Regions from separate parts of the Homo sapiens genome. Here regions 2, 3 and 4 are each linked to region 1. A link is a loop called in an ENCODE intact Hi-C map of the cell type or tissue named here. Cell type or tissue: heart right ventricle. All regions are shown on one strand. Each heading gives the region's core, and the rest is flanking DNA. Links, peaks and the distances in the headings are about the cores only. Region 1 holds the start of PPP1R3A (protein phosphatase 1 regulatory subunit 3A). Region 2 has its middle 150 kb from the start of PPP1R3A. Region 3 has its middle 130 kb from the start of PPP1R3A. Region 4 has its middle 200 kb from the start of PPP1R3A.

Evidence for each region. Peaks named below come from ENCODE experiments on the same cell type or tissue, not always from the same donor. Only the 100,000 strongest peaks of a DNase experiment are listed, where the experiment ranks them.
Region 2: it touches region 1 in a loop (4-fold over the local background); 11 of 110 quality-filtered maps call a loop at or near these places.
Region 3: a loop joins it to region 1, with 3 times the contacts of the local background. A loop is called at or near these places in 16 of 110 quality-filtered maps.
Region 4: it touches region 1 in a loop (8-fold over the local background); 3 of 110 quality-filtered maps call a loop at or near these places.

The regions. Positions count from the first base shown.
Region 1 is chr7:113,915,129-113,922,808 of GRCh38, forward strand. PPP1R3A (protein phosphatase 1 regulatory subunit 3A) reads right to left here and starts at 3,881. Exons shown (of 4, transcript NM_002711.4): 1 at 3,087-3,881. The coding sequence starts at 3,868. In heart right ventricle, for the core only: CTCF peaks have their summits at 4,045 and 4,246; no DNase peak of the experiment used is centred there; H3K4me3 peaks cover 2,836 bases; H3K27ac peaks cover 3,693 bases.
Region 2 is chr7:113,769,937-113,777,616 of GRCh38, forward strand. No RefSeq gene overlaps it. Among named protein-coding and RNA genes, the nearest start is that of PPP1R3A, 150 kb to the right of the region's middle. In heart right ventricle, for the core only: a CTCF peak has its summit at 4,439 (motif pointing right); no DNase peak of the experiment used is centred there.
Region 3 is chr7:113,786,528-113,794,207 of GRCh38, forward strand. No RefSeq gene overlaps it. Among named protein-coding and RNA genes, the nearest start is that of PPP1R3A, 130 kb to the right of the region's middle. In heart right ventricle, for the core only: no CTCF peak of the experiment used is centred there; a DNase peak (open chromatin) is centred at 3,664; H3K27ac peaks cover 442 bases.
Region 4 is chr7:113,714,533-113,722,212 of GRCh38, forward strand. No RefSeq gene overlaps it. Among named protein-coding and RNA genes, the nearest start is that of PPP1R3A, 200 kb to the right of the region's middle. In heart right ventricle, for the core only: a CTCF peak has its summit at 3,424; a DNase peak (open chromatin) is centred at 2,113; H3K27ac peaks cover 1,529 bases.

The sequences.
Region 1 (7,680 bases), core at 1,225-6,224:
GCCTCCCCTTCTCTCTACATATTTCTTTCTGTCCAAAGTGTACAGACTATCAGGCATCAAAAGAAAATAGACAACCCACACCAATGTGGAGATTTGCAAACTCTTAACATGAGAAAAATCTCCATAGAGAAAACATAATGCCTGGGTGGGTGATTGACTTAACAGAAATCCTACCTAAATGTATTTCCACATTCATTCATTCCATACTTATTAGAAGGGATTATTGACACTTTCAGAAGATACAATCTCAGGCACCCTGATAGCAAATTAACTTTTTTATTAAGAAGAATTGAAGTTAGCTGTTATTCTCTACACTAGGGCAGCCTGATTTTCATTTTAGCTATGACTGATATTACATACTATTACTAATCTATTTGCAGGTATAAAGAAAAAATCATATATATATATGTATGTATATGTATATACATATATACATATACATATATACATACATATACATACATATATACATATACATATATATACACATACATATATATACATATATATATTCTGTTTTTACCTTCTGAAAGAAATAACCTCCAAATTAAGCTACATAGGAAGTGTAGAAATGCTCAGAAATGACCCATTTAGATTCTGTAACTATTTGGAGAGAAGAGATTTTAGTAGCTATAATTTTTGATCAAATAAGTATTAGTTCATTTTTATTTTAGTCAAGTACACATTTTGTAAAATAACACCGATAAGGTGTGCTATTTTTCTCTAACCAAACTCTTCACAATAAAATCCAACTGCAATATTCATTTAGAAATTTGATAATGCTCTCTTGTGTGAGTTTTAGGAATATTTGAAACCCCATTGCATATAAATTATATCATGGAAAAGCTGTATAAATATTCTATTATGGCACATGCTGTTCTAAGGATCTGTCAGGATTTCCTTTATACACTCCATTTTGAGTGGTATATAAATCAGATGTAAAAATTCATGTTGGACTGAAATTCAGCACAAAATGCCTCCTCCAGAGGCAAATGCTTTTTTCAAAATGTGGTTCGAATTATGTTGGTCATTTTTAAGTTACAGAAGTGCAGAAAATGTATTTGTGGTTTTGAGGGAGAGAGATTTTTTCCATTTTTATAACTCATTAGGAAACTTTACAGGCCTTCAGACCATTTTGTGGTTTAGTTCTTCTCAGGTTTTTCCCCAAAGCAATATTAAAACTTGAATGGTGTCCGCTGTGAATCCAATGATTACTGTTCTGAATACAAATGTATGTGTGGATACATATAGTTCTACATATCTTCAACTAGGAGAAGTTCCAAAAATATTATGACCAAGGTAGAAGATGAGGCCTATCAGTTGGCTAGTCTTTGCCTTGGTATCAGTCAAGTTTGGCATATCAAAGGAATCAAAGGAATCCCCTATCCAAACCACAGTTCAGCAGGTATTGCTTGAATTTTAAAACTGCATTAAATTGCAGAAAAATCCGCTGAGTTCAACACTGCCTCTTTTATGAGCTTTTAGACAATAATGCTGCGCCTTTTCTAAATTTTGGTTTCTCTAACATATAGAGCAAGTTGCAGTGTGTTTAACAGATATTCACTAATGCTTATCTCATTTCTAAAGTATTTAATATGTATATATTATGCATATAAATTAGTTTGCTAAATAATGTTGAACTTATTTTGTTAGTGTAGCTAATGTGTTAGAGTAATTTCATAAACATCTAAATTATTATTTTAGCCTATGTAGAGATTATTATACTCTCTTTCCTAACAGCATCAGTTAAAATCAAAGAAAGTTTGATTTAGACCAAGAAAGTTGGCCTAATTCACAAAGTTGATTAAGCCAATATTTCAGATGACTTTAAAGGAAAATGAAAATAAACATAATATATATGTTTGAATTGCTTCCATCTATACTGCATTTAGTTTATTAATACATTGGAACAATGCATTTAGTAGTTATTATTTATCGTTTAAAGCACAATTTTTAAAAAAATTTCCCAATATCGTATCTTATGCTTTGTATTAAATTCCCCTTAGAGAATTAAATCTGGGTGTCTTGATTCCAAAACAGTTCCCTTTCCTATTTCCTATATTTCCTATTTCCTACATTACACTATTTCTGGTACAGTTACCAAAATCCTTGGGTTTAGGGACAGTTAAGATGGACCACTCAGAGGATGATCAAACATTTGCCTGTGGCTGGAGCAATGTAGACTTTCCCTCTGGGATACTGAGGAGCAGAAGGGGTCTCACTTCTCCTGAATGTTTTCTCTACTTACCTAGTGTCACAGAAATTAGCCAGCTATGTACTATCGAGACAGCTGAATGCCAGTTTTTCTTATTTTTCACATTAACAAGAGAGTAAGGTTACTAATGAGGGGTCACATCCCAAATCTCTAATCTATATAGCTGAATATCCCTATTTATATTTGGGTCATTTTTTGTTCTGCTCCATTGACTTTTACTAAATTATACTAATTTGTGTTCCATAATGTTATTCTTGGTTATAATTAATGAAATTTTGTGTGTAACTCATATATCACTGATATACTTATGTCTTTCTGTTAATCATTAAGGTCATTTCTTTTATAATTTAAATTAACATGTATCACTTCAAACATCCCTGTATAACTCAAAACAGTTATGAAGAAGTTCTTTGCAGCTTTTGGGAGAAGTTTACAAATTTCTGAGAACTAGATACATATTGAAATATAGTTTTATGTTAATCAAAACTGTTTCAAAGGAAAGCATAGACATTTAAAAACGACTGAAAATAAAAGTACTTTAAATGTCAAAGTAAATAATTTTATATGTGAATAATCTAGATTTCATGGTTTGAGCAGGAATAATTTATAACTCATTAGGCAAGTAATATACACAGTGCACTTCTCTCCCAACCTATTGCATTACAGCCATATTTTTTCTCACATTTGTAGAAAGGGTTACACAGTGCTATTATTTGAATAGCTTTGACCTTGTTAAAGCCTGGCACCATTGTTTTTTACATAGCAAGCAGTATATTTTTAAATAGAGTCACTTTCTTACAACACATGAAATAAAGAATGACATAAAAACTTTAAGATTGTGAATAATAAAATATGTAAGATATATCCTCACCTTGATTTTACCTTTAAGCAGCCTTTTATTTGTCTGTTAGGAACTTCTTTCCATGGTTTTACAGGCTCCGGCTCTTGTTCTTTCTTTTGACAAATGAATGTATAATTTGTGCCATTATTATTTGACCAAAATGTACCAACAGAAGTTTCATAACGTATACAAAACTCAACTTTACTGCCATCTTTTTGATAAGGAGGAACCAATACAATCTTAAAGGAGAACTGGTCAGTTTCACCATCACATGAATTAGGAACATATTCTGCTAAAATGTCATAATGTGTCTGCCAGTCATCTAAAGACATTCTTACATATACTAACTTCTCAAAAGAAACATTCAAAACTCGAATAATACCCTTGATACTTGTAGACCCAAGAAGAGACTCAGTTGACTCCAGTATTGCTTTCTGTATTTGGAGTTGTTGCATAAGATCTTCTTTTGAAGAAGGCAAGTCAAACAGTGGGGCTAAAACATATTCTTCTGTGTGGAAAATGTCCGTCCCTAAGTCAAAAGTGGTTGAAGCACTCGGTAATTCCCAGCAATCAAATTCTTTAACAGACACAAGATTGAATCCAAAGGAATCAGCAAATGAAACTCTTCTAGTACCTGAAGATGGGGTATCCAGGTATATGTCTTCAGAAGAATCAGAACCTCGTCTACTTGGTTGAGGGGAGAAACCAGGTTGGAAAGTAACTTCTTCATCTTCACAAAGAGAGTCAGATAAATTAGGAACTTCTAAAAAATTATCTTTGCTAATCTGACTAGGTACTTCAGAAGGCTCCATTGGGCTCTCTGATATCAAATAAGAGAGAACTGTACGACTAGTAGAGGCTGACATTTGAGATACTGAGGCTTAAAATAGGTATAATGTTACAGTTGACATTGCAAAAAGAACTCAGCTCTATAAATAGGTCCAATGGCGTGTCAACTATGCTAGCCTGCAACCCTGCTAGCCTCCCCCTAAAGGCCTTGCATATGATAGCATCCATGCTACTCCCACCAGTATGTTTCAGATTTAACTGGCAGTTTTTAAAGCTGTATTTGTTTATGAGCTAAGTTCCAAACAGATATTTTTAAATCATGTTCTGCTGTATTGGAAATCCTGGAACTTTAGGATAAAAATATTATTTTAATTAGTTGATGTTAAAAATGAAAATGTGGATTTTTTTTAAATAAAATAAAAGTAGTATCACAATACTGAATATGTAGTTTGGACTAAATTAATCCATGGAGCAGGTAAGTGCAAACAGGGAAAGATAAGAACATTTATAGAACTGAAGAGATCCAGAGCCTACTAATAATGACAGCTATCATTTTCAGGGATTTATAAATGTATAGCTTTATTACAAAAGGGTTAAATAGAGGTGCTGAAAGTTCTGAGGAAGGAAACATGATTCAGATGGGGAAGGTATCATTTTAAATAAAGCATGAAGGGTAGGTGGAATTTAGACATGCAAGGTTGGAGCAAGGCAGATTGTCCAGGTAGAAGAAATAACCCAAGCAAAAGCCTAGAACAAAGAAGTAATCAAATTCATTATTTTAAACATTAGTACATTTATTTTAATTAAGCCATGGGAAAATACAGATAAGACATGTTATTGATTTACAAATATAAGTGGGCAAAGGTAAGCCTGATCCAGGACTAATACATCTACGTAGAATAAAATGTTCTTTTGCAAATGGCCATTTTATGCCCACAAAGCAGAAGTTGATACCATCACACCTTGAAATTCAATATGAGTTTTAAAGTATGAACAGCCTGCTTAAACTGTCACGTTTTTTTTATGTCATAAAACCCAAGTTGGGGGATGGTCATTTTGGTAAAAACCTATAAAAATTTAACTGCACACAATTTGACCGAGAAATGCCCCAGCTAGAAATTTGCTCTGTCAGTATGGGAAAGTATACAAAGATAAATAGAGATCTATGTTCATAACAGAATTGTGCGTTTAACAGTCTCTACAAACCTGTTAAATGTCCCTCTCGAAAGAGCATTGGATAAATAACCCATACAATAGAATGTTTTAGAAGGATAAAGTAGCACTTTATGTGCTAATATGGAAAGATAACCAAGATAAATGGCTAAGTGATAAAAAAGAAAATGTGTACAGATATGTACATAGAAAACTCCTGAAAGGATACAAAAGACAATGTTAGCAGTATTTACTTCTAACCACAGAATTTAAAGATGGCAGAGGAATGGGGGCTCTATTCATTTTACTTTATGGTCTGCTGTACTGTTTGAAATATTATACATGAGCATGGTTTTCTTTCAAAATATCTATTAATTAAACTGAAAAAATATACGAAGTGTGAAAGGTGATTAGTTTTTCTTTTTATAAAGAGCCCAATAGCATAATTTCTTTCAAATGAAAACCTCATTAATATGGTATAACTTATTAGGTAATTTGAATTGCATAAAGTAGTGGATGGAGAAATTATTTTCTAAAATTATAAGTGACTAGTGTCTAGAAGGATAAAGAAATGAAATTATTTGAGCTTTATCTCATCCACATAGCTAGAATGGGTGGTGACCACATGGATTGCTCAAGAATGGGTAATGGCTGCGGAAATGTCTGTGCCTTTCAGATTTGATGACTACAAGTAGCTATATTTCAAGGTACCTGAAATACATTGCTATGTAGTCAAGGAAATCAGCAACAAAATGCTTTATGGAAATTAGTAAAATAGTTCATATAGCCATGTAAATAATGGGATAATGAAAATTTAAGATATAATAATGTACTGAAATATTTTAACTATCCAGGAGTTAGTTAGCAAAGGAATGGAAATGAAGACCCCTGGGTCCATTTCCTGGCTCTGCTGCTTACTAGCTGGATGACCTTCCGAATGTTACTCAGATGTTCTAACCCACAGTTGCCTTAATTGTCAAAGTACAATGTTTAAAATTAAACAAGATTCTTGTTAAATGTCTAGCACAAAACCTATAGTAATAGCACCAGTCACTATTTCAATTCCGATATATGTTTGTAAAAGGCTGATTTCTAAGGTATATCAACAGATAGATGGATAGATATGTAATCTATCTAGCTACAGAGAATTCATATATATCATTAAGAAATGATTTGTAATTTGTTTCATTTTTGTCTTTTTCAAAGGCTATAGTGTGTAACACTTAGCTTTATAAGACATAATATAGCTCTACATTAGAAAATGGTCCTGTTATTTGATCTAAACTTTTCCCTTGTTAATGTGTCTCTTTACACAGAGCACTACCTTGATTTGTAGTAATCACTGCCTTTCTTTTGGAATTTATAACCTTCACATAATTGTAGACAGTTGACATGTTCCCCCTTAGTCACCACTTAGCTAAAGCAGAGTGATTTCATCTTTTTAATCTCTTCCCACATGTCAATCCTCCAGTGCTTTTTACCATTTTGTTACTCCTCTATGAACTCCTTCCAGCTTGCCTGTATTTTTCTGTTAATGAGCTGCCCCCAGATGAATGCAATATTATAGATCAAGTGTCTCTGGAGCATGAAAAGAAATACTAACAGCCTCAGCCTTGTGACTTGGTGTTTGCATTCAGTTAAAATTCACATTTCCTTGCTTTATTTCCATATCACAGATCAGACCAATGTCCCATTTTCTCATATCCACCACTACCTCAATTTCAACACAATTTATCACACTCTTCTTCAGCTGCTAAGGTATACTGTTTTTAGAAGAATTAAAGCTTTTTCTTTCCTTCTTTTTTTTTTTTTTTTTTTTTTTTACAAACTAAAGCTCAAGTCTCCATGCATTCCATAATTTTTGGTATTAATCAAATATTCTCAAAGGCACCATTAACATAAAAAACAGTATCAGTCAGGAACCCAGTAAATAGGAAATAGATGGCATGCTCAAATAAGATAATTTCAGGAGGATTTATTTACAAGGGTCTATTTATAAAGTGTAAAGGCAGAGAAGCCACAAGAACTAGTGTGACAAACTGGGGTCAATTGCATCAGAGCTTTTACCATCCTTCAAGGGATAAGGGAAGGGAACACTTATCAGAACTTGAAAGCAAAGCGTGCCATAAAGAGCTTACCAACTGGAGACCTGGTCAAAGGACACAGCCAGTTGAAGACGACTTTGCCAGGAGTGATCCGGGAGCATAATAAACTGAATTCATTCTTCTCCCTTTTTATGATGTCCTACCAGAGCTACCTATTGGCCAGAGGGCATGGGAACTATTATAGTTCATTCAGGTCAGTCTCCCGCAGCAGAAAACAGGGAGGAAAATGGTGGAAAGGGTGGCAAGTGGATTTGGAGGAGCAAACAGAAGATATGAGGTATGAAATATATGCAAATATGTATATAACATATATACATATATAACTTAAAATACATATGTGTGTTCCTCTTTATTTATACATACTGTATCTCAATGCCAACTGAGTTTCTATTACCTGATCTTCTACTGTCATGGGTTCAAGAAAAAAAGTTAAATATCTAAGGTCTGATCAGCTCTGATCCAGTGAGAATCAAAAATAAGAGAGATTGTGTTTATCCACAAATGGGTAGGAAAGAAATGATCTATTTTGAAATTAATTATGATTTTGCATTTGTTTCCCATGTTAGCATAGATTTTTG
Region 2 (7,680 bases), core at 1,769-6,768, 140 kb before region 1:
GGGCATGCAATGGGGGTGTGGCTCACTTATTCAGTGCCCAGCTGCTCAAACCTCTAGGGGAGCATACAGACGGGCAGGCTCTGGGGCTCCGACCTCACGGCTGTGTCTAGGGGTAAATGTTTACAGCTCCTGAAGCCCCAGTGGGCATGTGTTACAGGATGCTCTTTTAGTTTTGCTCATTTAGTTTTTCCGTCTATAGGCTTGTGTTAACCAGCTCAGTCCCTCTATGTTGTCGTAAGGACAGAGGGCTTTCTGTATCCTGGGTTCTTGCCTTGGTGTACTAGAAGAATCGGATCACACCTGGGCTTGGAGAATGAGTGCAAGGTTTTATTGAGTGGAAGTAGCTCTCAGCAGATGGGGGAGCCAGAAGGGAGATGGATTTCCTCTGGAGTTAGGGCACTCAGCGGCCCGGGCCGCCTGGGCTCTCCTCTGACTGCCCTGGCCAAACTGTGCTTAGTTCTGCCAGTTGGTGGCCCATCAGCCTGCCAGTGCCTGTTGGTGCATTCCTCTCGAAGTCCAGCTGCCCGTGTGTTCCCCCACCTATATGCTCCTCTCCACGTCCAGGTGCCTCTGTGGGTTCCTCCACTGATGTCCTCCTCTCCACCTCCAGCTAGCTGCCTCTGTCTCTGCCTTGCTAGGGTCTCAGGTGGATGGGGGTGTGGCAGGTCAGAGTGGTCTTGGGAAATGCAACATCTCGGCAGGAAACGCCTGTCCTCACCTAGGTCCATGGGGGTGGAGCCCCAGCCAGGGACCACGCCCTCCTCTACCCAGCAATTCCCTTCCCCACTTCCGTATAACTTAAAGGGTACCATGCTCTTCCCTTCCCAGCACTCCGTGTCACTGTCATATCCCTTTCTCTTCCTAGAAGCTACTTACACTAAACAGGTCTATTGTATTTCTTTTTTACTCCCTGGCATATTTTTCTCCTTCCCATAAATATCTGTAGTAATTTTACTTTATATTGCTTTTTCTCAAGCAAATGTTATTGTATTTATCTAATTTTATGAATATTGGAATGCATATAATCCATGTTAGAAAGATTTATACCACAGAGACAAAATGAATAATATTTTGTATCATATTTGTAAATATCATTTATGTGAACTCTTTATTTCTCTATTCCCAAAGGAGACAAGATATCTCAGAAGAAAGGGACCAATGTGTTTCCTCACTTGACCAAGTAGTGTGCAATGGGAATAGAAATTCAAATATTTTACCAGCAAAACCTCCATTAAAAGTCTCATCCACGCCTAATCTCCTTTTCCTTTACTTCCATCATAAAAGAAACAAACATGAAAATAAATAAGTACAGCCAACATTTCTTACAGCAATAAAACTGTATTAACATTTATACTGTCATTAATAAGGTGTGATACAGAGTGCTAAATGCATATTCACACAGATTTCTGTGGGCTCCAATTCAATAGAGCATTATCCCCACAATGTCATTTTATGCTATTACAAAGACAATTATGCTAAAAAAATAAAAGTGCTATGAAAATATAACTGAGTCATGTAGGCTTCGTATTGTCTAACACCCACTATATAATAATAATAGAACCTTGTAGTTATAGAATTATTTTCTGTAAGGAACTGAAAGAACTTTCTAGGCATAGTTTCAATATGTATATTTCACAAATAAAATAGACATAAAGGATAAAAGTATAAGTTCAAAAAGTGATTTTATTTACTCATCACTTTTTTAATAAGGAAACAATATTTTATAACAAATATTAGGTATTTTATAAATAACTTTAAACAGTATAGAATGCTACCTAAAGTGACATCCATATAACCAATTGTGTTTAAAATAACCAGCTATTAGTAAGTTAGTGATACACTTTACTGTTTGTTTAACTGAATTCAGCCGTCTCCCTTTTCTACCCAACCTTTTCCACCCAACCTTTTCCAGTCCTTCACCTCCTTAGATATCTTGTATTTGAACCTGGCAAACAATTAATGAGCCTTCAACTTAAAATAAAAATCACACTATTTACTCCCTGCTATGTTGCCTGGGCTATGCTGAGTATTAATAATAAGGCCGAAAAAAGCTGGGGAGTCGAAGTCTACTTTGATCATAAATTAAGCAGTGGTTTAATGTGTCCCACATACTAATCTCCATCACAATACCTCTCTACCATTGTTCCATCTTTCATTTTGGAAATTTTAGTGTTCAAATCAGGCCTCCCTTGTCCTCTCTGAATTTCGCATTTGTTCTGTCCCACAGCCTCCAAATGATCAAAACTGCCACTCCTCTTCTTTGGCATGGCAAGGGATGTACCCATTTTCTACTGATTAAATAGATGCTGCTGCAGATAACTGAACTTGAATAATCTCATATTAAAATGACTGATTCTGGTATTAAAATTATAGATTATGATAACTGTAAATGACTGCAAAGCTTTGGAAATCTGCTTAAAAATTTTTAGAAGATCTGCTACCCATCAGGAAAGTAAGACTTAACTTAGTCCTTATTGGGGCAATCATTGGTAAAAAAATAAAATAATTTCATGTTATGTCCTACTAAGTTAAATATTTCAATAACCTGGTTACACACATCTCTTCAGAGCGTTGTATAGTGAGGCACAGAGTTACAGTGATGGGTTACTGCTTTCATTAGTATTTAATTTTTAAAACTCAGAGACAGGTGTTAACTCACTATAACGGCATGGGTTATGATAGGAAGGAATATTGTATCAAACTACTGTCTGAATATAAAGTGCCTACAGAAGTGCCTATAAAAGCACCTTCCAATATTTACAAATCATCAAGTAAATGATTAAGGACCCTTTTAAACATTTTTCTATTTTGCATCTAAATAGTCTCATTCTCCAATCCACTATGAGTTTATTTTTTACTAACTGTAATGTTATTATTTAGTTTTTACTTGTCCATCAAATATCTCTTGTAAATATTACTCCTAAGATACTATCCTCTTAAAGGCGACAACATTGTCTTTCTTGTTCAAAGATATATTCCTAGCTCCTTGCTAATGGTATATATTCAATAAATATTTGTGGGCCAGGCATGGTGGCTCATGCCTGTAATCCTAGCACTTTGGGAGGCCGAGGCAGGCAGATCACTTGAGGCCAGGAGTTTGAGACCAGCCTGGCCAACATGGTGAAACCCCGTCTCTACTAAAAATACAAAAATTAGCCAGGCATGGTGGCACACTCCTGTAATCCCAGCTACTCTGGAGGCTGAGGCATAAGAATCGCTTGAACCCAGGAGGTGGAGGTTGCAGTGAGCTGAGATCACACCACTGCACCCCAGCCTGGGTGACAGAGGGAGACTCTGTCTCAATAAATACATAAATAAGTAAAATAAATATTTGTTGATTGACTGAATGTAGCCCTTGCCCAGGCATCTTGTATATAATCCCTACTAAACATATGATATTTATGAGTTCTAAGTATTTCATTTCCTATAGGCACAGCAGGATTGTGACACTGAAATGGTGTCTTTCCAGTCCAAATTACAGAACCTTAATAAAACCTTTGCTTTACCACAGAGCTAAAGTACAATTTTCCAAATTGAATATGACTTCCCAAAAGAAATAAATGATTAACTGTTGCCAAAATAAAACCAATGTGCTGCATCAAAACTACATAATAAATATATATAAATGCCAGATGGCAAGATAATAATAGTGTTTAATGTTTCTCAGTTTTTACTTTCATGTGGTAAAATGCATTATAATCGTATTTACTATTCGTTGTCATAATAAGTATCAATATCAAATAATGTTATCACAACATTATTATGCTTACCAAAGACAATTACGTACACTATAATTTATTAATTTTTTATTTCCGACAAGTTCTTGGAGACGGAAAGCACCAGACCTGGATTTTGTCCACATTTCTCACTGGATCAAAATTTGTCCTACTTAAGAATCCCAAAATGTTAAAGGTTTTCATGAAACTTTACATCTGTCTTTTACACAAATGCAAAGCTATTAATTTTCTACATTCAAAATGATTAACTATGGGAATTAGTAATATCACTCAAATGCTTCTACTTGACCCTTAGTCTACCTTGGAAGGGCATCCTCAAATTATAAACAACTCTAATTTAGGGAAGAAAAGTAAAACATAAATTTGAGCCTTTTGGAAAACAATACAATCTCTCCAACACTCATTTTAATAAGAATGTATTATATGGGTAATGTCCCTTCTACTAAAATCAAGAAAGAAAATCTCTTGACCCAAAGTTGAAAAGTTAAACCAATCAAGATTCTAACACTAACAGCAATAGCGCTGAAGGATATTTCTTTTGCAGGAATATAAATTTGAGGGACTTGAAACCTGAAAAAGCTGGATTGTGTAATTAGAAAGCAATAAATGTAACTCACCATGATTTAAAAATGATTTTAAAAATTGGGGAAATAATCAGAACACTTTGGAATTATTGTGAACATTTATCTTAACTCCCAATGGCCGCTAGATGGCACCTAGTATTTGGCAACCATAACACTTCTGTATTTCCAGAGCTTAAAATAACTACAGCACCAGGTCAGTTCTGACAGAGCAAAAATTAATCCTGCCACAGACATGTAACACTTCCCTGTCAGATATCTAAATTTAAAATGCATGTGGTTTGCTGGTCACTCAAGAAAATATACAATACCATTTTATTTTTCCCAGGTTTTAAAAGTTTTGCTAAAGGAATTGTGAGATTTAAATTTTCGAATAAGGTACTTGATTTGCATCATTCAAAAGTAGGGATTGGGAGTATTTTGCCCTAGATATGCTCCATTCTTTAAGCATTAGTTTAATTCTGCTGGGGCAAAGTTAAGGTAACATTTAAAATAGATGTTTAAAATTAAATGAGTCCATTGTGACCAACACTACCTTAAAGGGATTTAGAGTAATAGACCCCTTTTTTATCCGTGTATTAATTATTCAATAAACATTTTTGAAAATATATATGACAAAACCTTGTGGTTTGTACAGTAGGCTCTGTATATACTACTGTTTATCTTTTTAGAACACTTCATTGTAAAATAAGAACAAAAATAAAAATAAACTCTACCTATTTAAATGTATGCCTGATGTCTAACAAGCTATCTAGGAGAATGAAAATATTCAAATGATTATAGATTTCATATCATTGATTCAGACATGAATTCAGACTAATAAGACAGATGAAAAAATGATTTTCAGGGTGAAACAGAAAAATAATTTTTAAGTGTTCAATTGAGATGTTAATCTTTTTTCACCTGGTTGTATATTTTCATACTGAGGAGCAATATAGGTGTGGAACAGACATGAGAAGAGAAATGCTTTCAAAAACACCAATTTCTCTTTCGAAAACACCAATTTCTCCTGCTTTCAAAAACACCAATTTCTCTTGTGTCTCTGTTTTCTTTCTCCTATAATTCTTGTTTTTCCTTCTCATTCTATTTTGCTATCTTATTTCTATTGCCATCCTCTTCTCACTCTATCCATTCTCTTCTCACTCTACACAGTCCCCAGGGTCCTCTCTGTTCCTGGATTTGGCAAACACCATACACACTAGTGATATTCCTGTTTTTCCTGTTCAGCTTTCTCTTCTGAGAAATATATACGTGCTTACTTGGCATACCACCTGTATATTTGATAGACAACTCAAAATCACTTGGCCCAAAACTGAAATTTTAGTCTTCCCACTCAACCTCCTCACCCTTTTGAATAACTCACTCATTTACTCACCCAAGCCACAAACTTGGAATTCCTTAGATTTTTTCCCTTTTCCTCACATTTTATATCAGTAAGTTCTGTAGTCCTTATCTTTTAAAAATTTCCTACACCTTATCCCTCTTCTTTGTTACATTTAAACCCTTACTATTGCAAGTAACATCTTCCTTCCTTGATTGACCACCTACCTGCTTCTGCAAATTCATCTTCGTTCTCTGTCTAGACTCTAAAGTTGCAGTTGACTGAAATACTCAGATTTCTACTCCTTTTTATCTCTCCTGCCTCTTTACACTGGCTGTTCCCTTTGCCTATCCACTGCCTTGATTTTTCTGCCTGGTAAATTTGTATTCTTTCTTCAGAGTTCAGCACATCTGTGAAGTTTTCCTTGGTATCACCAGATAGAGCTGGCCATGGTACCAAGTTAACACCTTGACACAATGACCATCTGAGCTTTAGTTTTGTCATAAAGAAAATGGACAAATCATGCATCTACATAATGGCATTTTTTTTTTTTTTTTTTTATTATACTCTAAGTTTTAGGGTACATGTGCACATTGTGCAGGTTAGTTACATATGTATACATGTGCCATGCTGGTGCGCTGCACCCACTAATGTGTCATCTAGCATTAGGTATATCTCCCAATGCTATCCCTCCCCCCTCCCCCGACCCCACCACAGTCCCCAGAGTGTGATATTCCCCTTCCTGTGTCCATGTGATCTCATTGTTCAATTCCCACCTATGAGTGAGAATATGCGGTGTTTGGTTTTTTGTTCTTGCGATAGTTTACTGAGAATGATGGTTTCCAATTTCATCCATGTCCCTACAAAGGATATGAACTCATCATTTTTTATGGCTGCATAGTATTCCATGGTGTATATGTGCCACATTTTCTTAATCCAGTCTATCATTGTTGGACATTTGGGTTGGTTCCAAGTCTTTGCTATTGTGAATAGTGCCGCAATAAACATACGTGTGCATGTGTCTTTATAGCAGCATGATTTATACTCATTTGGGTATATACCCAGTAATGGGATGGCTGGGTCAAATGGTATTTCTAGTTCTAGATCCCTGAGGAATCGCCACACTGACTTCCACAATGGTTGAACTAGTTTACAGTCCCACCAACAGTGTAAAAGTGTTCCTATTTCTCCGCATCCTCTCCAGCACCTGTTGTTTCCTGACTTTTTAATGATTGCCATTCTAACTGGTGTGAGATGATATCTCATAGTGGTTTTGATTTGCATTTCTCTGATGGCCAGTGATGATGAGCATTTCTTCATGTGTTTTTTGGCTGCATAAATGTCTTCTTTTGAGAAGTGTCTGTTCATGTCCTTCGCCCACTTTTTGATGGGGTTGTTTGTTTTTTTCTTGTAAATTTGTTTGAGTTCATTGTAGATTCTGGATATTAGCCCTTTGTCAGATGAGTAGGTTGCAAAAATTTTCTCCCATGTTGTAGGTTGCCTGTTCACTCTGATGGTAGTTTCTTTTGCTGTGCAGAAGCTCTTTAGTTTAATTAGATCCCATTTGTCAATTTTGTCTTTTGTTGCCATTGCTTTTGGTGTTTTGGACATGAAGTCCTTGCCCACGCCTATGTCCTGAATGGTAATGCCTAGGTTTTCTTCTAGGGTTTTTATGGTTTTAGGTTTAACGTTTAAATCTTTAATCCATCTTGAATTGATTTTTGTATAAGGTGTAAGGAAGGGATCCAGTTTCAGCTTTCTACATATGGCTAGCCAGTTTTCCCAGCACCATTTATTAAATAGGGAATCCTTTCCCCATTGCTTGTTTTTCTCAGGTTTGTCAAAGATCAGATAGTTGTAGATATGCGGCATTATTTCTGAGGGCTCTGTTCTGTTCCATTGATCTACATCTCTGTTTTGGTACCAGTACCATGCTGTTTTGGTTACTGTAGCCTTGTAGTATAGTTTGAAGTCAGGTAGCGTGATGCCTCCAGCTTTGTTCTTTTGGCTTAGGATTGACTTGGCAATGCGGGCTCTTTTT
Region 3 (7,680 bases), core at 1,565-6,564, 130 kb before region 1:
TCAATAAATAATTAATGGAACAAGTGGACAGAAAAATCAGTATGGATATAGAAGACTTGAAAAACATCGTCAACGAATTTGACCTTTGCCTGACATTTGTAGAACATTTCTCCCAACAACAGCAGAATTCACATTCTTTTTAAGTGCACATAGAACACTTACCCAGATAGACCATAATATGCACCATGAAACAAGTTTCAATAAATTTTAAATTATTCAAGTCAGACAAAGTATGTTCTCTGACCATTATAATCACAGATCAATTGTTCTCTGACCATTATGATCAGAGAACAATTATTAGCAGAAAGATCTCTTTAAATTTCCAAAGATATGGAAACTTCTTTGGATAAAGAAGAAATAAAAAATAAAATTAGAAAGCATTTTAAATTAAACAATGAAAAACACAGCAGGCCAAAATTTGTGAGAGGCTGCCAAAACAGTGCTTAATAGCACTAACAAGTTTTCTGTGCTAAACACACAGATTAGAAAAGAAGAATGGTCTCAAATCAATATCCTCAGCTTTTAGCTTAAAAAAGCTACAAAGAGAAAATAAAACCAAAGCCAAAGTAAGCAAAAGAAAAGAAATAATAAAGATCAGAACAGAAATAAATGAAAAATAAAACAGAAAAACCACAGAGGAAATTAATACAAACAAAAGCTGGCCCTCTAAGCATAGCAATAAAATGGATAAACTTTAATTCAAGCTGATCAGAAATAAAAGAGAAATCACAAATTACAAATATCAGGAATGAGAGAGATGACATCACCACAGAATCTACAGATATTTAAAAGGTAAAAATAAATTATTGCGAATAACTTTATTCCAGTAAATTAGACAACTTTGTTGAAATGAACCAGTTCCTTAAAAAACACAAACTACTAAAGCTCATTCAAAAGGCAATATATAACCCGAATATTTCTATATCTACCAAAGAAACTTAATTTTTAGTTAAAAATCTTTGCATAGAGAAACACCTGGTCAAATGGTTTTTTGTTTGTGTGTTTGTTTGTTTGTTTTGATTGCATCTCACTGTGTCACCCAGGCTGGAGTACAGTGGCATCGTCTCGGCTCACTGCAAACTCTGCCTCCCCGGTTCACGCCATTCTCCTGCCTCAGCCTCTGGAGTAGCTGGCACTACAGACGCCCGCCACCACGCCTGGGCATTTTTTGTATTTTTAGTAGAGACGGGGTTTCACCATGTTAGCCAGGATGGTCTCAATCTCCTGACCTTGTGATCCGCCAGCCTCGGCCTCCAAAAGTGCTGGGATTACAGGCGTGAGTCACCACGCCCGACCCTCAGATGGGTTTTATGGGTGAATTCTAACAAATATTTAAAGGAAAAAAAATGGTATCAGTTCTAAATAAACCCTTCTAGACCTAATATTCTAGTCTTGACAACATAAGATATAACTTACTAAATGAATGATCACCTACCAGGTACTCTGCTAACATTATTTTACTTAGTACTCACAAGAAACCTAAAATGTGGATGACCATCATTTCACAAGTAACAAAAATCAGGTCTAAGGGATTAATTAATTTATCCACCTTCCTAGGATGTGGGTAAGGAAGTGACAAAGCAAGGATTTTATAATTCATATATCCATAATCTTTTCATTATTCCCTAGTGAATCTCCTGTAACTCCTGAAATATATTTTTGAATATTTCTTTGCATTTTTACATATTGCTGCCTCTGTATGGAATGCATTTCTTCCCTTCTTCACTTGGTAAACTTTTATTCAACCTTTAAGTCTCAGCATGTCTCTGGAACATGTATTCTCAGGCACTACTGGTATCAGTGTAAACTGTAAACTTTCTGGATAAAAATTTGAAAAAAATTAATCATAATTCTAAATTTTTTTTCTATAAGAAGATTCACATGTATAAATTTATCCTCAAAAAACCAAATTGAACTAGCATATAAAGGGCATATAGAAAAATGATTATTATAGCACTAATATTTTATAATGCTTTCCAGCAACATGGTGAACTGAGTGAACCCAGAAGTCCCTCTTCCCATACATATGTAGACGTACTAGACAAAATAAAACAAAAATACATAAATCATAGCCAAGCATTAAAAAAGAGGAAAAGGAAAGAATAAAAGAATGGAAAAATCCTTACTTCTGAAAAATGAAGAGAACAATCAAAGCTGTAGATATATAACTGATGCCATGACAGGAGACTAGGGTATCAGACACGACACAGTTCTGAAGCTCTGGGAAATGAATTATTACTACTCATATGGGAATAGAAAAGTACCCTTAAACCAGTTCATGAAGAGTAGTTGAGACTGACTGTCCTGGAAATGCCTCACAGCCTTGAAGGATGCCACACTGATGTAAAGGGGAGTTGAAAACAGAGTCACAAGAGCCAAAGAAAGTTGTGGGACAGGTGTGTAGTTCATGCCTGTAAACCCAACACTTTGGGAGGTCGAGGTGGGAGAATTGTTTGAGGCCAGAAGTGCGAGACCAGCCCAGGCAACACATAGTGAGACCCCATTTATGCAAAATATTTTTTTAAAAAATTAGTCAGTCATGGTGACATGCCTCTACAGTCCTAGCTACTAAGGAGGCTAAGGTGGCAGGATAGCTTAAGCACAGGAATTAGAGGCTGCAGTGAGCTGTGATCATGCCACTGCACTCCAGCTTGGGCAACAGAGTGAGACCTTGTCTCAACAAAGAAAGAAAGTTGCAAAGTATCTTGCTGAGTGCTACATTTTAAAATGATTGAAAAAAGACATAAACAAATGATAATAAATATTAAGCTAGAAAGAAGGAAAGAACAGGAAAATTGATAAAGAACTAAACAGAACTTTTAAAAATGGAAATATTTTCCATAATATTAAAAATAAAATAGATGGGTTAAACCAATTCATAATAAAATTCCTAGAAACCTGAGAATAGAGCAAGAGCTTCTTAACCAAATAAAGTGCATCTGCCAAAAATCTATAGCAAATTTAAGTTGGCAGTGGTTAATGTAGTGGGAAATACCAGTTGCAAACCTGAGCTCATGATCAAGAATTACAAATATTTGAGAAGCAACAACACTGTGAAGGAGGGAGCAATAAGATTACCTATTTGCATGTAAACCTGTATTTTATTAACCCTGATCCATTATGCTTACAACCCTTTACATAGAACCCTCAGTTTCCAGCCAGTATGAGCTTAGGAGGAGATGATGGACAATGGGAACAGAAAGTGTGGTGAGGAAAGTCATGATTGGCCTGAGCTTCCTTACAAGACCTGGTAGCCCTTAGCACAGGCTTTTGAGAAAGTAAACCTGGGTTTTCCATTTATATCCATGTGATCTTGACAAACTCACTTTAATTTTCTAAGCCCAAATTTCATAATCTATAAAGTAGGGATCATGATAATAGTACCTACTTTAGAATTGGTTTATAAGAACTAAATAAAACAATGTATGTGTAACATCTAGCAAGGTGCCAGGTAACTTTAATAAAGTTTAGATGCTGCACTGTCACTATCATCCTTACTATAATTGCCCGCTCCCCAAGGTGGTGCCTCCCTGCAGCAGGATTGTGGAGTTTGCAGATACATTCTCTTTGGCAGCCATTACGGGAAGTCTGCAGAAATGTGTGGCCCTCTCTGTCCACTACACAGCCTTATTGACTCCACGATTAACTGCATGCCAGTTGCTGATAACACTGGACCTCATGACTCTGCCAATTGTCACAAGTAGAGCCTGCCAATGTCACTCAAGTTACTGTCCAGCAGCTGCCAACACTACTCGCATGTATTTGTGCAGGCCTCCTTCTAAATCTCTACCAGAAGTACTCTTCTCACTATGCTGTTTTCAGGAAGTCTTTCTCTTTTGTGTTTTTAATAATGCCATAGCTTTTTTATTAGAGCCTGTCTCCCTCCAACCCCCAATAAGAATGGCAAACAAGAAAATGTCTTTCTATACCCATTGCTCAGAATCCAGCAAAGGAGATGGGCATAATAACAACAGGCTCTATATAACATGATAAGTTTCACTGGCTATCATCTTTTTTCCTTCTCTTTCCCTTCTTGAATGGTATTTATGTTTTTGTGTTTCAAGTCTGCTTGTTAGAACCCTAGTTCAGACAATAGGCTTCGTTGTCTCGTTGGGCGTCTTGTCTGCCAATTCTCCTTCCTTCTAATCCAACATGTCATTTCTAGATTAACCTTTCCAATGAATTGCTTTAATCACATCAGATACTTACATTAAAATTTTTTTTTAGTCTATTTACTTTGTTTCTTATAAGTCCTCTTTCTTGAGGACCTGGGAGAAGATCTTTGGAGGCCAGGTCCAAAGACAATTTAGGTACACAATCACCCCTGCTGAGACGACTCATGTGCTGAAAAGTAGCCCAGCTCCTTACTGTCTGTATCTCAGGATGAGCTCCCCATCTGCTAGGAACACCCCCTGGAATTTGAGAGAGTGCGTTTCTTACCATCCTACCTTCACCTTATTTTTGACATTTGTAGACACATTAAGGAGATGGACCTCTCTGTCTTCTGCTGACTATTGCCCATCAACTTAGGTCCCAGGCCAGCTGACTTGAGAAGGACTGCACAGTGTCAGTCTGAAACTCAGGATTGTGGGCACACTCCTCAATTTACAACTGAAATTGGAAGGTTCCTATCTCTAGCAAGCACATTCCTCCAGACATATAGCCCAAGACCTATGTCCATTTGTTCTGCTTATCAATCTATTGTCTCTTAGCTCCAAATCCACTCATCTATACTTGGCTTTGCAACACTAGTGATGCAACTCTGCAAAGCAAATTTCAGCATTTCACCTCCATAGTTAACATTTCTGTTAGACTCTGACAATAGGGGACACTAGAGGGATTCTGCTAGAAGAAAGGAGGAGGAAGAGCCTTGATATCTCCTGTTTTGCTTCTTGCCTCCTTACTGTTCCTCTGAGCATCATGATAGCAATGACTCTTCATCCCAGCAGTAGCAATTCCTTTCTGCAAAAGCAGATAAATCAGTTTTGCAGAGTTTTGAACACTTGCAAAACTAGCTCCCTCATGACCTCCCCACTATCACCATGAGACAAACACACTAGTGGTCTGGCATCCACTTCTTGGAAGTCTGGATCCCAGACTCATGGGATCTCAGACTCCTCTGTAGTCTGAGTTTCAACTCTACAGAACCCCTCTGCTAAGTCTTAACAATTTTAACCATTTCCCTTTTTCTCCTTTAGGAACTCATCCTGTAGTTGCTGGCTCAGTGACACCCTAGAGTTCCCTTTTACCCTATAGATTACCTAGTTAACAAATTTCTGACTACATCCTTACAGATACAGCATCATTAGACTATTGGTCTGGCAATTCTTTTTGCTGCCTCCCAACTTCTCCATTAAATGTAGAGGTGAGCGTGCGCAGGGTAGGAGTGGGATGGTAGGGGGCATAGCCTTTGTAACCTCAGGGTTTCACTTAATCATTCTCAGCCCTCCAGTACTGTTTAACCAACACTCTAAATTAAAATTTGTCTGTTAAATGAACTATAATAAAATATTTCTGTTTTCCTATCTGGATTCTGACTGATATAGTCATATTCTTGGTATTAAGTAATGTCACTGTAATTACCACTGTTAATTGGACAGAGGATGAACACCTGTTCCAAAGAGCCCAGACCACAAAGTCAAATTGCCTGGCTCCATATCCCAAGCCTAACCCCTGCTAGCTGTGTAAAATTGTTACATAACCTTTCTGTGCTTCTTTCTTTCTTTTTCTTTTTTTGTCTTTTTTTTTTTTTTTTCTGAGACAGAGTCTCGCTCTGTTGTCCAGCCTGGAGTGCAGTAGCGAGATCTCGGCTCACTGCAAGCTCCGCCTCCCAGATTCACACCATTCTCCTGCCTCGGCCTCCCCAGTAGCTGGGACTACAGGTGCCAACCACCATCACGCCCGGCTAATTTTTTGTAGTTTTAGTAGAGACAGGGTTTCATCATGTTAGTCAGGATGGTCTCGATCTCCTGAACTCATGATCCGCCTGCCCCAGCCTCTATTTCATTTCTTAAATAGACAAATAATACTTTATAAGGTTGTTGTGAAAATTAAATGAATTGATACATGTGAGATACTTAGAATAATAAGTATTATCCATTATTTTTATTAAAGTATTTCTTTTTCAAGAATTTGAAATACTTTTCAAAATCACTTAATTAGTAGTAGAATATGCAAAAGAAGGCTAGAGAATGAGAGAAAACCAGAAAGAAGTTGAGTAAATACTGTAGTTAGTGTTGGATAACTAGATTTCTCTCAGAGCACTAGAACTATAATATCCTGAAAGAAAATGAAATCTGTTACCCAACACATGTCTCTGCACTTGTCCTATCTTCAAATAACTTACAATCAATTATAACACAGCTTGATAAATGCTAAAACAGAAAACTGTAAAATTGTATAGGGTCATGGAAGAAAGGCTGGAGATGATTCCCTGGAGACAGGATGTAAAAAGGGAAACAATGAAGAAAGGAGACAGAGCATATGCAAAAAGAATGCTCAAGAGAGAGTGCAGTATTTAAAATACATGTAAACAGTTATCCTGCACCACAGGATATGTGTAGAATGTGGGAGAAAATAAAGCTGAAGATGTAGACAGGGGCCAGATTATCAAGTCGTGATTACAAAGCCAAGGAGACTGAAAACTAGGAGTAGTCCTCAATTTAGTCTCTTTCCCATTATCTTCGTAAAGCAGAGACAACATGATGTGTTTATTATGCTGTTTAATTTCCTACAGTGTACACAGGAAGGCTACATTTCCCAACTCTCCCCATTAGAATTAGATGTGACCAACTGACAAAGTTCAGACCAAAGGAATGTAGGTAGAAATAGTACACACTAATTAAAGAACCAGTGGTCAGCTGTGGCAAGGGGCAGGAAAATTTCTTGGCTTCGTGTTCCAGAAAATTATCAGCTGCCACCAAGGGGAAAAATGACAGAAAACATGACTCCCCACCTACCATCCTCCACTAATCCTAGGAAAAACCAACTGCTGCTGGTAGAGAATCAGGAAATAAAAAATGTGCGCTTAGGGCCTTGTACTAGTATAAAAGTGATGTCTAAGGCTACTGGGGAGAGGCAGGAAACTTACGCATGTCAACTCTCCCACTGACAGAAGACAGAGTTAGGCTGAGATCAATGAAAGGAAGGAAAGCTCCTTGCCCTCTAAAGTCCATGCTGTGTTGAAGGGAAAACATGACTGCCACTGGAGGAGAAACAACATTGTAAAAGCTCCCCCTTGAGACTCCAGTGCACAGGCCCTGCATAATACTGAAAATGGAGGACAAGTGAGAGCCACTTTTTCCCCATAGAGCCATATACTTGTTGCTTGAGTAACAATCTGTGTCTTTGAGAGGGTCAGAAGCAAAGAGGTAAATAGATGGCCCAGGTATGCAGGGCCTATGCACATCTATGAAAGCTGAATGGAAAGCAGGAACACTGAGAAAAACTTCCTGGTATCCCAGCCCCTGAACTAAACACAAGAGAAACACAAGAGAGTAGAAATCTACCACTGAAGTAATTTGAAGTCTGTAGAACATAAAGGTAAATACAGCAACAAAATCTAGGTAAGGTACTGATTAATTGAATCAAGCCCAAACTAACAGCCTGATAGAAGAGATGAACTTATTTCCAAACATAAATATTATTTACCTTGGTCTTTACTGTTCTTTTATACATGAT
Region 4 (7,680 bases), core at 1,262-6,261, 200 kb before region 1:
CACACCCGTGAGTAACACATTGTCCTATGATGTTTGGACATCTATAAAGTCACTGGGCAATAGGATATTTGCAGCTCCATTGCAAACTTATGGAACCTCTGTGGACTATGCAGTTTGTCATTGGCTGAAACGTTGTTCTGCAGCACATGACTCTGTGTGTGTGTGTGTGTGTGTGTTTCTGTGTGAATGTGTGTGTGTAATTCTGCTGGCCTTCATACTTATAGTCAAACTAGTTTTAAATAGCAGTATCCTTTTAGACTGCTTGGGGATCCCATCTGATTAACTGATGTCATTGCTGAATCGGTGGTTAAATAACTCAGTTGTTAACTATTTTAATTTGTATATATGTGCATGTACATGAGGTAAGATGAAAAGATAAATGGGTGGCAAAGCCACCTGTTGCATGGATGTATTTGGTTCAGTCAAACCATACGTAGCTTCACATAAGTAGTTTCTAAGCAATGAATGAATTTTAAAAAATATTCAGACCTTGACATTAAAAATAACCAGGTCTATAGACCTCTGTTATATTGTCTCCCTTAAAATAATGTTGAATTAATTTTAATTTTCTAACTGGCATGACTCATAGCTTAAATGTTTTAATTTATCATAAGGACAAAGCAAAAGTTTTAATCAGAAATATAATTTAATTATTGCAAATGTAATGGTTGGTCAATTACTAGTGGCCATTTTTTCTTTTTTTTTTTATTTTAGCCTCATAAATAGTCATCTGGCATTAAATATTTGTGATCTAGGCCAGTAACCTTTTTCAGTCTCGCAGGACCTTTTTTAATTAAACTATGTCTTTGTCCCATGTCTGTAATCCTCTCACTGACATTTTATATACAAGACACCTTGCTGAAAAAAGGTCAAGCAGTACAGTTATAAATGGAAAAGAGATTAAAAGAATTCTCAAGCCATGGTGTGATCTAAGAGCAAGTTAAATATGGAGCAGGTCTTAGTAGACATGCTCAGTAGACAAGGAGGAATCCTCTGGGTAGATTTTAATGATTGGGGCAGGAAAGCAAATGAAAATTATTTTCATGGCAAAAATAAAAAAAAGCACATTTTTCATAGGCCACAATAATTACTGTAAAAGCCCACCATAAGGTTTTAGTAGCCATAAAATGTTCAGGAAAACAATTGCAAAATACATTCACAGTGTTTGTATAATTCTTGCCTACAAAGACATTTTTGTTGCTCCAGTAAACCTGGCAAATGTCAGTCTAGTGTTAAGGTTAATTAACCCTAGAAGTAAAAAAAAAAAAAAAAAAAAGAGAAAGAAAGAAAAGTTGAAACATATATGTATCAATGAAGAATAAGAACAAAATTCAAAAACTGAGTAAAGAAGTGGGAGTAAGCAAATGCCACATTACTGAAAATTCTATTTTTACCTATATGTTGAATAGTAGTTATCGTGTTTGAAAGGTAAATACATTTACAGAAGTGAGTTACATTATTATCACCGGAACATTAAGCAGAAATTGAAAACGGATTTTCCCCCCTTAATATTCTCCAGCTGGCATGTTATGACTAAAACTTGCTGAATCCATGCCACACTGTGATGCATTTAATGGTGTACATGGGTACAACTAAACAATACATTACTTGTAGTGTCTGAAATAACCCAGCAAAGCATGGTACTCAAGTGCTGAAATACCACTGTCTGCTTCTCAAAGGTTGCTTAGTTATACCAAAGAGGCCAACCTTCTCTGAAAAGCCTTAACTGCTAATTTCTTTCTGTCACTTTTATATAGTCCAGTCATAAACGTGTACTCTTTTGTTCCTATGCCATCAGAATGGTGTTATTTAGATGTTAATGCAAGAGGCAAAGCAGTTGACACGGGAGCTTTAATCATAGGACTTGATTAGTGCTTTCAAGGTTCTTAGTGTTTTGTTTATAAACAGTATATTTGGTTCAGTCAAACGTCTCTTAATTTCTAAAAAAAGAAAAGAGGACAAAAAATACAATAAACTGAAACTAGAGCTTTAACTCTGACTTAAGCTAAACCTCTGCGGGTGTTTCCCAGGCTTTGGGTTTCTGGGTGGAATCTTTGTCGGTGCTAAATGGAAAGGTTACTGTCTGCATCCTTCAGCTATTATAAGACTGCTGGCAGGGACTGAACTCTCAGGATCCAGCAGACCATTCCCTGTCCAAAGTAACTGGATGCTGTGTTTCAGAAATGTGATAGTTGACAGGCTGACATTATGACGCTTGTAACCCAGCCTGTGTCCCAAGCTTCAAATCAGCTATCAATTCAAACAATAAGAACAGTTTCTAGACATAAAAACCTGGAGGTTGTTTTGCTTGTACATTTGCTTAGTGGAAAAACATTTTATCTTAGTAATGTGGGTTATGTTTCTAAAAATCAGGCAACTTAAACCAGCTCATTGAATTCACTTGGTTATTTTCAGCATGTTCTACTGGAATTCAGCTTTTTTTTTTCTTTTCAGATGATTTGTTCCTCTGGATATAATTATAGACCTTAACCAGTTGAAAAGACAGAACAATTCAGTTAATAAAATAGTTGCTTTTTCTGAATGAAAACTTCCAACCAATTTTCTGAACTGACAGAAATGACTATTTTGCCATTGGTCATGTTGAGCTATTGGTATGCAAACTATGTTAACTTTTGTCTGAAATAAGTCAAAATGAACCTAGGCAGTCAAGACAAATTGAGTATTTGATAAATGATTTTTTTTCAGTTTACTTTCTTAATAGCTTCACCTGTAAAATAGTCAGAAACAACTTAGTAGGAGGTAAATTATGAAAAATAATCTATTGAATTATATATTCTGTGCAAAGCACTTCTTCTCAATGCCTCATTATTACTGTTGTTATCATTGTTGGCAGGTTGAAGCTCAGGAAACTAAGATTTGAGAGAGGTTATATAATTTGCCTAAGGTCATAAAAATAGTAAGTTGGTTTATGTCCAAACTCATGTTTTCCCACTTACAATACTCTCCTCCATTTCATAAACTGTCTGCACTGTCATCAAGAATAATAATATTAAAATATAAATTTATGATTTATGAACTTTCCCATTTACATCATTTTACCTAGCTATAATAGACAAGGCTTTTAGTTTTATTTCATCCATAGACCAATAAAGTAAACAGTTGAGAATATCAAATATTGGCATATGTTAAAATTATATTCGAGGAGTTGTGTTTAAAAAGAAAAGCATGTATATTGTATTCTAATGCATGGGCTTATATATAGGAAATAGAATTTAAAAGTATAAATTTAGAATGTCTATGTAATGAGTTATCATTGAGAGTATTTCCTTCTGCTTCATAAAAAATGTAATTTTCCACAACTCTGAAGATATTCAGCAAAATATATTCACTACCAGAAAAAGAACAAAATGTTTGTGATGTGGTAAATACACCAGGAGTTTGCTAGATGGTGCTGCAACATATATTTGTAAAACTCTACTAAATGTGTCTGAATAGGAAATTTTCTTGCAATTAGAAATATTCAGACCTATATTTATATTTAAAGTTGTCTATGATATCAGATTCACTGTTAGATTTCAATCTTCATTTTTATTTAATTTACCCTATATTTAACAAATTCGTTTTTGTTATTATAGGCTATTTTAACATATCCTGGGCACAATAAGCCACTGCAGAATAGCAAAGTTCAATTTCTTATATTATGTTTCTTGCAATAAAGATTTTTTCCAGCTATACTAGTAGCACCTGAGCATAATGCAAAATAAAATGATTTAATTTTAAATGTACTAATAATTCAGTATAAACTAAAACTACTTTAGAGTCCTTACTAATCTGAATTATAAAGCTATCTCTTATTTATGGCATTTGAAAATCTTAAATACATGTGTGTTAATTAAATAGATTTAAAGCAACATAAAAAGAAGTGTTTCACTGTTTTAAAAACTTTAATTTTAAAATATCAACAATATCAGAACTATGGCTCTTAACCTTAATTGTGCATTTGTGCCGGCCAACCTACATGCTAGACAATCTTCTGCATAATTAAGTTTCAGTACTGGAGAAGTAGTGGCTACTTATAAAAAAAAGAATGCATTAATACCCTTATTTCAAAAGGCTTCAGAGAGACTGTGTCTTTCTTGCTCTTCCGTCTTCTATCTTTGAGGATACAGCAACAAGTCGCCATCTTGGAAGCAGGGAAACTGTGCCCTCCCCAGACATGAAAAGCTGATCCAGGACTTATAGCTTTCAGAACTGTGAGAAATATATTTCTATTGATTATAAATTACACAGTCTGTGGTATTTTGTTATAACATCAAAAGTGGACTAAAACACCTATGCTATGAGAAAGATAGTTTAGCTTTATTGATATTAGAAAAAGTAGATTTTAAACCAAAAAGAGTTACTAAAAATAAATAGGATATTTCCTAATGTTATCTTCTACCATGAAGGGAAAATTGTTCTAAATTTGTATGCACTTGATAATAGTTTCAAAACTATAAATAAGAAAGCTACATAAATAAAAAGCAGTAAAATCTACAGTCAAGTTACAAGAAAATTCTAACACTTTCCTCAGTTATTGAAAGAATATGTAGATAAAACCATGACTAATTATAATAAGCAAACTTGGCCATAATGAACATATAGGGAACACTGAATACAATTGCAGAATATTTTTGAGTGCATGGAAATCATTTAACAAAATTTACCTTATTCTGAAATGTATCAATTCTCTAACAAACTAAGATTAAAATCGCACAGTGAAATAAAGTTAAATATCAGTAAGAAATATATAAAAGGCAACTAGAGGCCAGGCACAGTGGCTCATGCTTGTAATTCCAGCACTTTGGGAGGCCGAGGCTGGTGGATCACGAGGTCAGGAGTTCAAGACCAGCCTGGCCAACATGGTAAAACTCTGTCTCTACTAAAAAAAAAAAAAAAAAAAAAACAAAAATTAGCCAAGGGTGGTGGCACATGCCTGTAGTCCCAGCTACTCAGGAGGCTGAGTCAGGAGACTTGCTTGAACCCAGGAGGCAGAGGTTGCAGTGAGCTGAGATTGTGCCACTGAACTCCAGCCTGGGTGACAGAGCAAGAAAAAAAAAAGAGGGCAACTAGAAATGCATCCAAATGTTTAAATATTAAGCAATTATTTCTGGATAATCACTGGATAAAAGAAATCACAAGGAAGGTTAGAAAATATTTTGACTGGATAATAAAGCAAACATATATCACATCTTGTGGGGTATCTCTAAAATGATAATTTGAATGTGTTTATGCCAATAAATCTGAGACTTTTTATGAACAAAGAACTCCTAAAATAATACAATTTTTGAAAACTGACCAGAATGAAATAAAAAATCTAAATTACTTGGTATCCAATTAAAAAAACACATGTGTAATTAAAAACATTTCTCAAAAGAAAATTTTAGGCTCTATTGGCATCTGCAGTAAATATTTCCAACATAAGAAGTAACACCAAACTTACAGAAACTCTTTCAGAGCATAGAACAAGAAGAAACGTTCCCCAACATATAAGGCAAATAACTTTGAGATGAAAATCTGACAAAAGCATTGTAAGAAAGCATAATTATAGGATAATCTATCTCATGACTACAGATATAAAAATTTTCAAGAAATTATTAGCCAAAAGAATTTCCAGAGCTAAGGTACAAATGTCGCCACTTTCCCGATACCAACAATAAACAAGTAGAACTTGAAATTTAAAACACAGCACCATTTACATTAAGACCCCACAAAATAAATATTTAGGTGTAAATCTAACACAATATGTGCAAGATCTATTTGAAGAATACTATAAAAATCTGATAAAAGAAATCAAAGAACTAAATAAATGAAGAGATATTCGATGTTCATGGATAGGAAGATTAAAGACTGTCAAGATGTCAGTTCTTCCAAACTTGATCTGTAGATTCAATTTAATCCAAATAAAGATCCCAGCAAGTTATTTTGTGGAGATCGATAAACTGATTCTAATTTTAATATGGAGATGCAAAAGACTCAGAATAGCCAACTCAATGTTGAAGAAAAGAAAAAAGTTGGAGGACTGGCACTACCCAACTTCAAGATTTGCCATAAAGCTACAGTAATCAAGACCATGTGGTATTCATGACAGAATAGACAAATGGATCAATGGAACAGAACAGACAGCCTCAAAGTAGACCTACACAAATATAGTTAACTGATCTATGACAAAGGAACAAAGGTGATACAATGGAGAAAAAATAATCTTTTCAACAAATGGTGCTGGAATAACTAGACATCTATGTGTTCTCAAAATGAAAATCTAAGAGTAATTCTAATAAGTAAGACTACACAAAAAAGTACAAAACATTATTAAGAGAAATTAAAGGAGCTACATATTTTCTGGGTTCAACTTTATACAGACACACCCATAACATGCATATAAATAAAATTTCATAACTTTGTTCTGTCTTCCCTGTTGCCTAAAACCTTTCTAAGTCAGATTTATCTTAAATATATGTAGTCATATTTAGTGATGATCTTTCTGATTCAGACTTCAATAACTTCCTTGGACAAATAAATTAACCTATGCAATTAAAAAAATCATTACCCCTAATTATTCCTTTAGTTGGTGAGGTAATTTCATCTTTAAGATTTCCACACTAAATGCAAAGCCTCTGGTCAGGGTGCGATATCAAGCTACATTTTGCTAATACCTCAGATAACAGGAAAGTACAATCAGAATAGATTGGGGTGCAGGAGAGGAAGAATACAGGAGAGAGGAGGGGTTTAAAGACAAGCATTTCATAATGCTTCACAAACCCTGCTCACACCATACAGATCCTTTTATTAAAATTAATTCTCACTTATTACAGCTAAGAAATAAAGAAAGGGAATACTTATTTACTAAGGTATGTTTCTTAGAGAAAAAAACACAAAGGCTACTATAGAGATCTTGCTTTCTTTTAAATGATCATATCCTATTTTCCTCTACAGCCCCATTCTTGACCCACAAATCAGTTCCACTGCCCTCTTCTGAATATCATGAATATTATTAATATAAAACTGTAACTTAGTTAATTTTGTTTTCTCAACACATACAAATTTCAGTATTTAAGACATGTATTATGTTATATAGGCTATACATTCCACAGTCCCAAAGCAGGAAATAACGTGTTTTTCAATGTCATTCTTTGTGGGATATAATTATTATAATGTTATATTGTAGATACTCAGGAACCATGACTCTGGTCATAATCTTGAAACTTCTCAGAGATTCCAGTATTTGAAGAATAGAAAAGAACATATATATATATATATATATATATATATATATATATATATATATATATATATAAACTCTAACCCAGTCATATTACAGATGAGGAAACTGGCGTTTCCTCTTCTAAAAGCACAAAGTTATCCATGATGAAGAGCCTAGAATCCTGCCTCACTGGCCCAATCCTTGAAGTGTTCTTTTGTGGTGAATAAAAATCATTCATTTTTTTTCTCGCCTTTGCCAAGTGAATGTTTCATTGTTCAGCTGAGCTGGCAGAACAGATGAAGGCAAAAGAGGCAATACTCAGGAGCACAGTTACTGATAAATAATTGCAACAAGGACATTATAATTATTTAATTAAAATCTGCGCATGGGGAGAGATTATGAGTCTTTCAGCTTGCTACCTCATTTAGATGATACTAGTCATTAACCAATTTAGCTGGAGTCAGCGCCTAAATGTC